Regions from separate parts of the Homo sapiens genome. Here regions 1 and 3 are each linked to region 2. Evidence: chromatin contacts called from ENCODE Hi-C or POLR2A ChIA-PET data. All regions are on one chromosome and are shown on one strand. The core of a region is the stretch at or near the end of the contact, and the rest is flanking DNA. Distances in the headings are between cores, read along the strand shown. Region 1 has its middle 60 kb from the start of A4GALT. Region 2 holds the start of TSPO (translocator protein). Region 3 overlaps ARFGAP3 (ARF GTPase activating protein 3).

Region 1 (4,076 bases), core at 311-2,810, 370 kb before region 2:
ATATATATCCTTACCTAAATAAATAATTTTTTTTTTTTTGAGATGGACTTTTCGCTCTTTTTGCCCAGGCTGGAGTGCAATGGCGCGATCTCAGCTCGCCACAACCTCTGCCTGCTGGGTTCAAGCAATTCTCCTGCCTCAGTCTCCTGCCTCAGTCTCCCAAGTATCTGGGATTACAGGCGCCTGCCACCACGCTCGGCTAATTTTTGTATTTTTTGTATTTTTTTTTTTTTTTGAGACAGTCTTGCTCTGTCGCCCAGGCTGGAGTGCAGTGGCACGATCTCCGCTCACTGCAAGCTGCGCCTCCTGGGTTCACGCCATTCTCCTGCCTCAGCCTCCCGAGTAGCTGGGACTACAGGCGCCCGCCACCACGCCTGGCTAATTTTTTTGTATTTTTAGTAGAGACGGGGTTTCACCGTGTTAGCCAGGATGGTCTCGATCTCCTGACCTTGTGATCCGCCCGTCTCGGCCTCCCAAAGTGCTGGGATTACAGGCGTGAGCCACCGCGCCTGGCAATTTTTGTATTTTTAGTAGAGACAAGGTTTTACCATGTTGGTCAGGCTGGTCTCGAACTCCGGACCTCAGGTGATCCGCCTGCCTCAGCCTCCTAAAGTGCTGGGATTACAGGCGTGAGCCACTGCACCTGGCCTAAATAAATACATTTTAAAAATGGAATCAGAAGCAAGCCTCTAAATCTCTCTTTTTTTTTTTTGAGACAGAATTTTGCTCTTGTTGCTCATGCTGGAGTGCAATGGCGTGATTTCAGCTCACCGCAACCTGTTTCCCGGGTTCAAGCGATTCTCCTGCCTCAGCCTCCCAAGTAGCTGGGATTACAGGCATGCGCCACAACACCCAGCTAATTTTGTATTTTTAGTAGAGACGGGTTTCTCCATGTTGGTCAGGCTGACCTCGAACTCCCGACCTCATCTGATCCGCCCGCCTTGGCCTCCCAAAGTGCTGGGATTACAAGCGTGAGCCACCATGCCCAGCAATAAGCCTCTAAATCTTACTATCAGTTTATCAGAAATACTATTCTGTATTCATTAAAATGAGAAAACTTAGTGAGTCTGAACTTAGCAAGCTTAGTGACAAGGTAGAATACTGTAAACTGCCAGGCACGGTCGCTCACACCTGTAATCCCAGCACTTTGGGAGGCCGAGGCAGGAGGATCACCTGAGGTCAGGAGTTTGAAACCAGCCTGGCCAATGTGGTGAAACCCCATCTCTACTAAAAATACAAAAATTAGCTGGGCATGGTGGTGGGTGCCTGTAATCCCAGCTACTTGGGAGGCTGAGGCAGGAGAATCGCTTGAACCTGGGAGGCGGAGGTTGCAGTGAGCCGAGATCACGCCACTGCACTCTAGCCTGGGCGACAAGAGTGAAATTGCATCTCAAAAATCAAAACAAAACAAAAAAACACACAAAAACAAAAACATTGGCAACTCTCACACCCTGCTGATAGGAATGCAAATTGTCCTATGCAGTTTGAATTTGACAGTACATACAAAATGGGAAAAAATCATCCCCTTGCCACTAGATGGCGCTTACTGGCTTTCAAGTACTTTATCGCATGTATTGTCTTCTGTTACATTGCTGCCTTCCTGTTTTTACTTCTCAAGGATGGCTGGAGGAAGGGGCTGGGCACTAGGGATTAGAGCCTCACAAGAATGCTGTAATCTGGATCCCAACAGCCATATCTGCTGTGGAACCATGTTGCCCCAGGGGACACATCTCTGAGCGTTGCTGTCTTCCCTAGCCACTTACATTATTCAGTTCCTTAGCAATATCTATCTCTGATACTGTGTTAAGGGTCTTTTTCTGAAGAATACACATTTTAATAAGTCTAATTTTTAATTATTTCACATAATATCTGTGCTATTTAACTTTTCTCTTTTTTATTATTATATTTATTTTTTTAATTTATTTTTTGAGACAAAGTCTAGCTCTGTTGCCCAGGCTGGAGTGCAGTGGCGCAATCTTGGCTCACTGCAACCTCTGCCTCCTGGGTTCAAGCGATTCTCCTGCCTCAGCCTCCCAAGTAGCTGGGATTACAGGCATGCGCTACTAAGCCTGGCTAATTTTGTATTTTTAGTAGACACGGTTTCTTCACGTTGGTGAGGCTGGTCTCGAACTCCCGACCTCAGGTGATCCACCTGCCTCAGCCTCCCAAAGTGCTGGGATTACATGCGTGAGCCACCACACCTGGCCTACTGAAGCATTCTATTCAAAATATTCCTATTCTGTTTCAAAAATATTAATTGCCCATCCCTGGGGTAATATCACACTTCCTGCTCCACAGAAATCAGGTTTGGAGACATAATTTGTTTTAGCCAATAGTATATGGGCAGAAGTTATGTTTGTCACTTCCAAGCAGAAGCTTCAAGAGCCAGAATGTGACTTGCTGTGGGGTTTTTGGTTTGTTTTTCTTTTTCCCTGCTATGAGATCAGTCATGTTCTAGAGGCTGTTTCATCAGCTTGGGTCCCAACGTGAAAATATTGGCCATCTACAGTGGACCTGAATGAGAAGTAAACCTTTATCTCCGTAAGCTGCTGAGATGTTGGAGTCATTTGTTCCTGCAGCATAATGTATCGTATCCTGACCGATATACTGGCCATTTCTTATTTTTTATTTTTTTTGTGACAGAGTCTCGCTCTGTCGCCCAGGCTGGAGTGCAGTGGTACGATCTCGGCTCACTGCAAGCTCCGCCTCCCGGGTTCACGCCTCTCTCTCCTGCCTCAGCCTCCCGGAGTAGCTGGGACTACAGATGCCCGCCACCATGCCCGGCTAATTTTTTTGTATTTTTAGTAGAGATGGGGTTTCACCATGTTAGCCAGGATGGTCTCGATCTCCCGACCTCGTGATCCGCCCACCTCGGCCTCCCAAAGTGCTGGGATTACAGGCGTGAGCCACTGCGCCCGGCTCTGGCCATTTCTTAAACATCCTTTCAGACCAGTCATGACCTCTGTGAGGTTCTGCACATGCATGGCTGCCTAATAGTTAATGATACAAGTAAACATTTTGTCTGGGTGATATGGATTGGATCTGAATCCCCACCCAAGTCTCATGATCTGTTGTAATCCCCAGTGTTCCAGGTAGGGCTCGGGGGAAGGCCATTGGATCATGGGGCAGAGTTCTCGTGAATGGATTAGTACCATCTCTCTTGGTACTGGATAGTGAGATCTCACGAGATCTGGCTGTTTAAAAGTGGATAACACCTCCTGTCTCTCTCTCTCAGTCCTGCGCTTGCCATGGAAGACTCATGCTCCCACTTGCCTTCTGCCTTCTGCTTTGAAGCTCCTTGAGGCCTCCCCAGAAGCAGAAGCCACTATGCTTTGTGTACAGCCTGCAGAACCATGAGCCAATTAAAGCTCTTTTCCTTATAAATTACCCAGTCTCAGGTATTTCTTTATAGCAGTTCAACAAGTGACGAATACATTGGGGAAAGCTCCATTGCATGCCCCCCCACTTTTTTTTTTTTGAGACTGAGTTTCACTGTTGCCCAGGCTGGAGTGCAATGGTGTGATCTTGGCTCACTGCAACCTCCATCTCCTGGGTTCAAGCAATTTTCCTGCCTCAGCCTCCTGAGTAGCTGGGATTACAGGCACCCGCCACCACGCCTGGCTAATTTTTGTATTTTTAGAGGAGATGGGGTTTCACCATGTTGGTCAGGCTGGTCTCGAACTCCCGACCTCAGGTGATCCACCTAACTCAGCCTCCCAAAGTGCTGGGATTACAGGCGTGAACCAGCGCACCCGGCCCATTGCATGACTTTTGGCAAAAAAAAAAAAAAAAACAGGTTCTGCCCCCGACTAAGGAAGCCAAGAAGAGCAGATACTTGCTCTCCTAGAGTCCTTACAGCTAGAGAAGTGTGACGTGACTCCTATCCACTCCAGCCTGGGTAACAGAGTGAGTCTCACAAAAAAAAAAAAAAAAAAAAACCCAGAAAATAAAAAATGAGAGTCCATGAAAAGATTATTTCAAATTCATCCTTGACAGGAATTTAAATTCTTCTCCTCCATATAGATTGTTGTGAAAACACATTAATATTCTTTTTCCCTGGTGCGGAAGGAGGGAAT
Region 2 (4,009 bases), core at 252-2,751:
CCATGTTGGCCAGGCTGGTCTCGAACTCCTGACCTAGTGATCCACCCACCTCGGCCTCCCAAAGTGCTGGGATTACAGGCATGAGCCACCGTGCCTGGCCAGAAGGAATTTTAAAAAAGAAAAAAAAAAAAAAAAACAAAGCTGCCAGGTGCGGTGGCTCACGCCTGTAATCCTAGCACTTTAGGAGGCCGAGGCAGTGGATCACTTCAGGTCAGGAGTTCGAGACTAGCCTGGCCAACATGGTGAAACCCCATCTCTACTAAAAATACAAAAATTAGCCGGGCATGGTGGCAGGCGCCTGTAATCCCAGCTACCGGGAGGCTGAGGGAGGAGAGAATCACTTGAACCCAGGAGGCAGAGGTTGCAGTGAGCCGAGATTGTGCCATTGTACTCTAGCCTAGGAGACAAGAGCGAAACTCCGTCTCAAAAAAAAAAAAAAAGAAACCCAGAAGAAAAAGATGAATGAAGAATGGAACCAAGCCTGGGTTATCCTTGTCTTCAGGCCAACACAGTAAAAAATAGATTTATGTATGTTTGTTTTTTAATAGAGGAAGAGGCTCACAAAGGCAAAAATGCCAGGTCCTAGGAAAGCCATACTGCAGCCTGGCTGGTCCCCAAGGAGGCTCCTGGCTTCTGTGTCTGGGTAGAAGTAGCCACAGTTCTCCTTGGACCCTGCAGGATCAGTTTGGGCCAACGTGGCTGGTTCAGGCTGATGGGGCGTTGCCAGGCTGAGTTGTCTGGAGGGAGCTGGGACAGCCTTGAACTGCAGCAAGACAGCCATAGTGCCAAGGGCCTGGGGCTGGACACACCCTGCATGGGAGTGGACCTGGGCAGCTGGAGGCCACCTCTGGGCTGTGATGATGGCAGCCTCCCCTCACTGAGCGCCGAGCATCTGAGGGGTGTCCTGCCTGCATCACCGCGTTGCGGCCTCATCAGTCCCACGACTTTGTGCCCATTTTACAGATGAGGAGATGGAGGCCCAGAGAGCCAGTCAGAAAGTGGCTGGGCCAGGACTAAGAGTGCAGCGCGCTGCCTCCGTGCCCTGCGTCAACAGCTCAAGGAACTGGGGTGCTCCGGAAATGGGGCCAAGGCTGCTGGGCAGCAGGACGCTCAGGGCCTTGGCCTCAGGAGAGGTAATTCCCCACTCGGAGATCGGTCTTGTTGCTGCATTTTATAGATGGGAAAAGTGAGGCTAGAAGAGACGACAAACGACACGCCGTTGGACACACGGCAACGTTTTAGATGTTGGGTCTGGCCGGGCGGCCGTCACCGGTCACCATGGGGAGGAGGAGGAGCCGAGAGACTTGCTCGCGGCCGGGGGGAGGCAGAAGCGCGTCCCGCGGGAGAGGTGGCTTTGAGGAGTGAGCTCCCGGTCCCGCGGGGACGCGAGTGGGCCCAGTGCCCGGGCTGCCAGGCGGGGCGGGGCGGGGCCGGGCGACTGAGAGGGGCGGGGCCTGGCGGCTGGGAGGGGCGGGGCGGATGCGGGGACAGCGGCCTGGCTAACTCCTGCCAGGCAGTGCCCTTCCCGGAGCGTGCCCTCGCCGCTGGTGAGTGAGGACGGGACGCGGAGGGGGCAGCGGGAAGTGGGGGCCCGCATGGCTGCGACTCTTGGCAGCGCCGCGGGACAGAGGGAAACTGAGGCCGGAGCCGCAGACTGGACACCCGAGGGGGCGACCCGGGGCAGCACTTGGGGCTCGGCTACCGGGTCAGGGGGCGGCGGGCAGCAGAGTCTGGGCCTCCGCGGCCGGGGTTCCAGCGCGGGCCGCCTCCGGCTGGGGGTTCGGGAGGGAAAACTTGGACAACCCTGCCACGCCCAGCCCTTGGCCGCGTGGCTTCTCCTGCAGGAAGCGCGGTCCCAGGAGTGGCCGACGCTCCCTCTCCTGCCCATTCCGCGGATGGGCAATCCCAGGCGGAACTCCCTTGAGGGTCTCAGAATATCTGGGAGACCTCGGGCTCTTGATCTCCGAGACACCCCGTTTCGTAGTGGAGAACAGTCCAGATCGGGGAAGTTTATTTTGCCCAAAGCCGGTTAGAGGCCCCCTGGCCCTCGATTCCCAGTGCGGGGCTCAGGTGCGTTGCAGCCTAGACGGGTCTTACTGTGAGCCGAGCAGCCTCTGGGACCTGTCTGCTTCCCCTACCCCTTGCAAAGAAGCCGGAGCCCAGGTAGGAGAAGCGGGGGCTTCCTGCTGTGAACGCGCTGCTGGCCAGGGCAGCTGCCAGAGGCCATGGCCTGGCGTGGGCCTGGAGCCCCTCTGGCCAGCCTGCCAGGGGCCAGGGCTACGGGATACCAGCAGCGTGCCCTGGGCTGGATGGCAGGAGAGACAGGACTTGAGGCTGTCCCAGAATGGGCTCAGGCAGGGCGAGGATATCAGGGGAGGTGGTGTACAGGAAGCAGCCGCCCAGCTTGCCTGGCACACAGCAAGCCCTGCCCATGAAGGCCTACTGCCAGAACAGTGGGCGAGGCCCGGCGTCTCTGTGGAGTCGGTGGGGCCCGGGACAGGGCAGCCTGAGGCAGGTTTCCACTGGCGGTGAAAGGGGCCGTGTGGCAAGGACAGGAGAGCCAGCCTCAGCCCAGCAGGGGAAGGCGGCCCCTGAGTCTCCACCTGGCTGCTGGCAGCCCCACAGGGAGGTTCGGCGAAACTGAGGCTTGCCAAAGAAGCCTTTGTCCAGAGTCACGCAGCTGGCGCGGTGGAGCCAGGGCCAGAACCCGTGCAGGCTGATCCCAGCCTGCCTTCTCCACTGTGCCCCGAGGACCACTTTCTTTCCTGGGAGTGTGTGTGTGCACATGTGCTGTGTCCTGTCGTCTGTACACACTTGTGCCTGGCGTGAGGCAGGATGTCTGGCTGGATCTACCAGAAAGTATTCACAGCGGGTTCTCCAGCTGGGGTGAGGGGCTTGGGCTCGCAGGGAGGGAGCCTACTTTTCACTTTAGCTTGCTTTCTTCCTTTCTTCCGTCCTTCCTTCCTCCCTCCCTCCCCTCCCCTTCCCACCCCTTCTTTCTCTTTCTTCTTTCTCTTTCTTTCTTTCTTTCCTTCCTTCCTTCTTTCCTTTCTCTTTCTCTTTTTTTCTTTCTTCCCCTTCCTTCCTTCCTTTCTTGTTTTTGTTTGTTTGTTTGAGACAGGGTCTCACTCTGGTATGCAGGCTGGAGTGCAGTGATGCAATCATAGCTCACTGCAGTCTCCTGCAGAACTCCTGGGCTCAAGCGATCCTCCCACCTCAGCCTCCCAAAGTGCTGGGATTACAGGCATGAGCCACTGTTCCTGGCTTATTTGTGTTTTCTTTTTTTTTTTTTTTTTTTTTTTTTTGAGACGGAGTCTCGCTCTGTCGCCCAGGCCGGACTGCGGACTGCAGTGGCGCAATCTCGGCTCACTGCAAGCTCCGCTTCCCGGGTTCACGCCATTCTCCTGCCTCAGCCTCCCGAGTAGCTGGGACTACAGGCGCCTGCCACCGCGCCCGGCTAATTTTTTGTATTTTTAGTAGAGACGGGGTTTCACCTTGTTAGCCAGGATGGTCTCGATCTCCTGACCTCATGATCCACCCGCCTCGGCCTCCCAAAGTGCTGGGATTACAGGCGTGAGCCACCGCGCCCGGCTTATTTGTGTTTTCTTTACTTTTGATGGTGCAAACAATGCTTGGATGTGCTCTCTGTTTAAAACGGTAGTCTTTTTTATTTTTTTTTTTAACCACTAGACCACTAGGGAAGTCATTCTTAATTTCTTATTTTTATTTATATATATATTTTTTGAGACGGTGTCTCGCTCCATTGCCCAGGCTGGAGTGCAGTGGCTCCAGCTGGGCTCACTGCAACCTCCGCCTCCAGAGTTGAAGTGATTCTCCTGCCTCAGCCTGGCTAATTTTTATATTTTTAGTAGAGATGGGTTTCACCATGTCGGCCAGGCTGTTTCTTTATTTTTTACTAAAAAAAAGTTTAACCCCCGAACCTCGAAGGAAAGGGAAGTAGTCTTTCTTAACAGAACCAATTCCCCCTGGATACCCCACCCTCACCCTA
Region 3 (4,033 bases), core at 1,454-3,953, 350 kb before region 2:
TGAGACAGGGACTCCCTCTGTTGCCCGGGCTGGAGTACAGTGGTGTGATCACAGCTGACTGCAGCCTCAATCTTTTGGGTTCAAGTGATCCTCCTGCCTTAGCCTCCGAGTAATTGGAACTATAGGCATTAGCCATCGCACCTAGCTAATTTTTTTATTTTTTAAATTTTTTGTAGAGATGGGGGTCCCACTATGTTGTCCAGGCTGGTCTGGAACTCCTGGGGCCACTGCACAGCTATACTGTCTGACAAGCACACATGGCAATAACCAAACCAGACTGCCTGATGCAGACTGAGGGCAGTGCTTTCGAGGTCACACTCCTAGACCCTGGGCTGGAGCAAAGAGAAAAGGAGACAGTGGTTAAGGGACCTCACAAACAACCTACCACTTGACCCCACGATGCACACAAGGAAGGGGTGCAGGTGTCTGCACTCCCATGCAGACGTGCTCTCATTCAAACAATCAGAATTGGCTTTCTGGGAGGAAACATGCTGAGGGGGCAGCTGGGTTTTAAGCTTTTTGTTGTATCCTGGCTCTCACACAGCTGCCTCCACTCTGTCATCTGGTGTCTGAGTGCCTCACGCCTGCCTGAGGCAGTGCCCAGCTGATGGCAGTCCCCCAGCTCTAATGACCCTGTCCCATGGGTGTGACCACAGGGACTGTTGCTGTGCCAGGTCAGGTTGGCTGCAGGCACTTACATGCGCTTCCCACTCAATCCTTCAGCTACAGTGAAAGAGAGTGCCCGTAAGAACGGCCGCAGGTCTCCTGGGCTAGAAACACCCCCAGAAAGCAGCTTACCTCACCAGAAGCGTTTCACATTTGGAAATTAAGATAAGGAACACAGAACTGATTGTTTCCTTCCTTCCTTCCTTCCCTCCCTCCTTCCTCTTTTTTTTTTTTTTTTTTTTTGATACAAGGCCTGGCTCTATCACCCAGGCTGGAGTGCAGTGGCACGATCTCAGATCACTGTAACCTCTGCCTCCTGGGCTCAGGTCATCCTCCCACCTTAGCCTCCAGAGTAGCTGGGACTACAGGTGTGCACCACCATGCCTGGCTAATTTTTGTATTTTTTGTAGAGACACGGTTTTGCCATGTTGCCCAGGCTGGTCTGGAACTCCTGAGCTCAAGCGATACGTCTTCCTCAGCCTCCCAAAGTGCTGGATTATAGGGGTGAGCCACCAAGCAGAATAGTTTCTTTTTTCCTTTTCTTTTTTTTGAAACAGAATCTCATTCTATTGCCCAGGCTGGAGTGTAATGGTGCGATCTCGGCCACTGCAACATCCCCGTCCCAGGTTCAAGCAATTCTTGTGCCTCAGCCGCCTGAGTGGTTGGGATTACAGGCGCCCACCACCACACCCAGCTAATTTTTTTTTTTTTTTTTTTTTTTTGAGATGGAGTCTCGCTCTGTCTCCAGGCTGGAGTGCAGCGGTGTGATCTCGGCACACTGCAACTCCCACCTCCCAGGTTCAAGCGATACTCCTGCCTCAGCCTCCGGAGTAGCTGGGACTACAGGCACATGCCACCACGCCAAGCTAGTTTTTGTATTTTTAGTAGAGATGGGGCTTCACCATGTTGGCCAGGCTGGTCTCGATCTCTTGACCTCGTGATCCACCCGCCTCGGCCTCCCAAAGTACTGGGATTACAGGCGTGAGCCACTGTGACTGGCCTAATTTTTGTATTTTTAGAAGGGATGGGGTTTCACCATGTTAGCCAGGCTGCTCTTGAACTCTCGACCTCAGGTGATCCGCCTACCTCGGCCTCCCAAAGTGTTGGGATTACAGGTGTGAGTCACCGTGCCTTGCCCAGAACAAGTTTTAAGAACTTGTTTTCTTAAAACAAGCTTTTACTTCAATAGGAAAGTATTAAAGACAAAATAAAAGAAAAAAAAATTTATAAAATAAAACAAGCTTTATGGAGGCAGAACACACAAAGCTCTTTGTTGAAATATGCTCTGAATAATAAAAAGTAAATATTTAATAAAAGTTGCTGGTGCCTGTAATTCCAGCTTCTTGGGAGGCTGAGGAGGGAGGTTTGCTCAAGGCCCGGAGTTTGAGACCAGCCTGGGCAACACAGTTAGACCCCGGCGGGGGCAGGGGAGTGAGTTTCTGGGTGGCCTCTCACCCCAGGGTGCACCTTACAATGACCACGAGGTGCCAGGAACCAGGGTTGGTTTGGCATCCACACAGGGTCAAAAAAATTTAATGGATCTTTGTTCTCTGAAAGGGAACAGGAAGGTAAACACAGGCTGCCACTATTTTTGTTCAGTAACTGGAAAGGCTGCTCTCATTTGATCTCCAAATATTTTTTTAAAAAAACAAACAGTGCTTCAGAGTAAAACTTCTATTGATTTAAATTACAAAGGCATCCATTGCAGGGAGTCAGGGGACTGAACAATGCAGGTCTCTGGACCGGCTGCTGGCTGTGCCAGGGCCCCTACAAGGCGACCCAGCACTGACCTGTGGGGCTGCTGGAGGTCTCCAAAGGTGGCCGGAGTGCCTCTCTGCCAGGGGTGGTCACAAAAGGAAGTTGCCCTGACAACAGGCCAGGACACTGAAAGTTTGGAGATGGAACAAGCCAATGAGCCTCACCTGCCCCCACCAAGACTCACTGCCAGGAAATGCCCAGTCAGCAAGTAACTGACTGCCCAAGGGAAACGAGGCCCCTCTGCTCAAGTCTGGGGTGAGGCACAGGGTGTGCTCCTGACCAAAGAGTGGCTCAGGGGAGCCGTGGCCCTGGCTGCGCACCCCCAGGCACCCTCACACTCTCACTGGCAGCGGATGTGCCGGGGCTTGTCCACTCTGGCCCTGGCCTCTGGCTCCTTGGGCTGCCTGGCTCTCTGCCAGCTGCTCTGCCAACACAACCCTTGTCTCACTTGCTGCCACCTGGCTAGGACTCTCCCTCCACTGCAGCACAGCAACTTGGCAGTGCCCACTGCACCCCGAGGGCCACAGTGTGTCTCTATAACATCCCCAAACCACAACCCAGAATGTCCGACACTCAGACCTCTCTCGAGCTGTTTCTCTTTGGACTCTGAAAACAGCTGTTCTCTGTGGCTGTAAGGCCAAGTGATAGCCTAGGTTGGTCACTTAGAGCCACAGCCAGCTCCTCTAGGCCTAGGGATGCTGAGGGTGCCAGGCTTGGAATGCCTGGCTCCTGAGAGTCATCCCTCCCCTTGGCTCTCCTGCTGATAAATGGCTTCCTGAAATGACCTCAGAGGACGCTGCCCCTTTCACGTTAACCACAGGGCCCCTCCTCCCCACTGTGGCCTGGCAGAGGCCTTTGTAGGGTACTCTCACAAGGCATCCCTCAGTCAGGGGGAGGGGAAGTCGAAGCAGAGGGGCCGGCGCTCTGAGGCCCACCACTGGGCTCACAGGCCGCCCCATCCTAGGCCATCCCAGCCCTGGGAGGACCAGACACCTCCTCGCTGGGGTCTGAACCCTGAAGAGGGATATGGGAGACAGGCAATTCCTCTCCACCTGCTCACTCCCAAAGCTGTGTTCTGTCTTCCCCAGAAGACAGATGCTGTTAGAGCCACATGTTTCTATCTGCCTCTGCCCACCCCTGGGGCCTGCTGTGTGCCAGACACTTGGTGGCACTTCACATTGCTCATTTAAGCCGCATGACAACCTTGTGAGGTGGTTTTATCCACCCCCGTTACAGAGGAGGAGACTGAGGCTAAAGACACCATGACATCCTCAAGGGCTCACAGCTAGAGGGTGGTGAGGATCACACGGGAGCCCGGCGCTGTCCACCTCTAAGGCTAAGATAGCACATGGTATTTCATAGCACAGCCGCACTCAGCTAGAAAACACTCCTCTATGACAGTGTTCAGAAGGATGACTTGCCAGGCAATGATGGGATGTTGCTTTAATTTCATGACTTGGTCTCCTTACGTGTGAAGCCTGGAATAGTAACTTCTGCTCTACCTGACTTATAGCAGAGATCAGAGCATCGAATAATGGTTGCTAAAATATCTTGGAAAAGGAAACAGTCCTATCCAGATGAAATGTGTTCATACCGTAGACATGACAGA

What was found. Hi-C counts contacts between places; a loop is a spot of excess contacts on that map. ChIA-PET counts read pairs that join two places held with the same protein, here RNA polymerase II (POLR2A). Pooled maps may share reads with other maps.
Region 1: a loop to region 2 is called in a pooled map, with 8 times the contacts of the local background. The contact joins the enhancer-like site here to the promoter of TSPO in region 2. A Hi-C loop is called at or near these places in 1 of 37 single-sample maps with no recorded cell type and 4 of 50 pooled maps. POLR2A ChIA-PET finds 5 or more read pairs at or near these places in 2 of 52 experiments (H1 and HCT116).
Region 3: POLR2A ChIA-PET joins it to region 2 with 17 read pairs in activated naive CD4-positive, alpha-beta T cell. The contact joins the enhancer-like site here to the promoter of TSPO in region 2. POLR2A ChIA-PET finds 5 or more read pairs at or near these places in 5 of 52 experiments (H1, HCT116, IMR-90 and 2 more).

The regions. Positions count from the first base shown.
Region 1 is chr22:42,778,733-42,782,808 of GRCh38, forward strand. No RefSeq gene overlaps it. Among named protein-coding and RNA genes, the nearest start is that of A4GALT, 60 kb to the left of the region's middle. RefSeq lists a silencer at 1,445-1,494. Within about 2 kb of position 1,561, at least 2 of the 41 ENCODE cell types and tissues checked have a DNase peak (open chromatin) inside an H3K27ac peak, as active enhancers do.
Region 2 is chr22:43,150,058-43,154,066 of GRCh38, forward strand. TSPO (translocator protein) reads left to right here and starts at 1,502. Exons shown (of 4, transcript NM_000714.6): 1 at 1,502-1,547. RefSeq lists a silencer at 1,254-1,473 and an enhancer at 2,095-2,194.
Region 3 is chr22:42,803,013-42,807,045 of GRCh38, forward strand. The region is part of intron 14 of ARFGAP3 (ARF GTPase activating protein 3); the gene reads right to left. Among named protein-coding and RNA genes, the nearest start is that of ARFGAP3, 52 kb to the right of the region's middle. Within about 2 kb of position 2,704, at least 20 of the 41 ENCODE cell types and tissues checked have a DNase peak (open chromatin) inside an H3K27ac peak, as active enhancers do.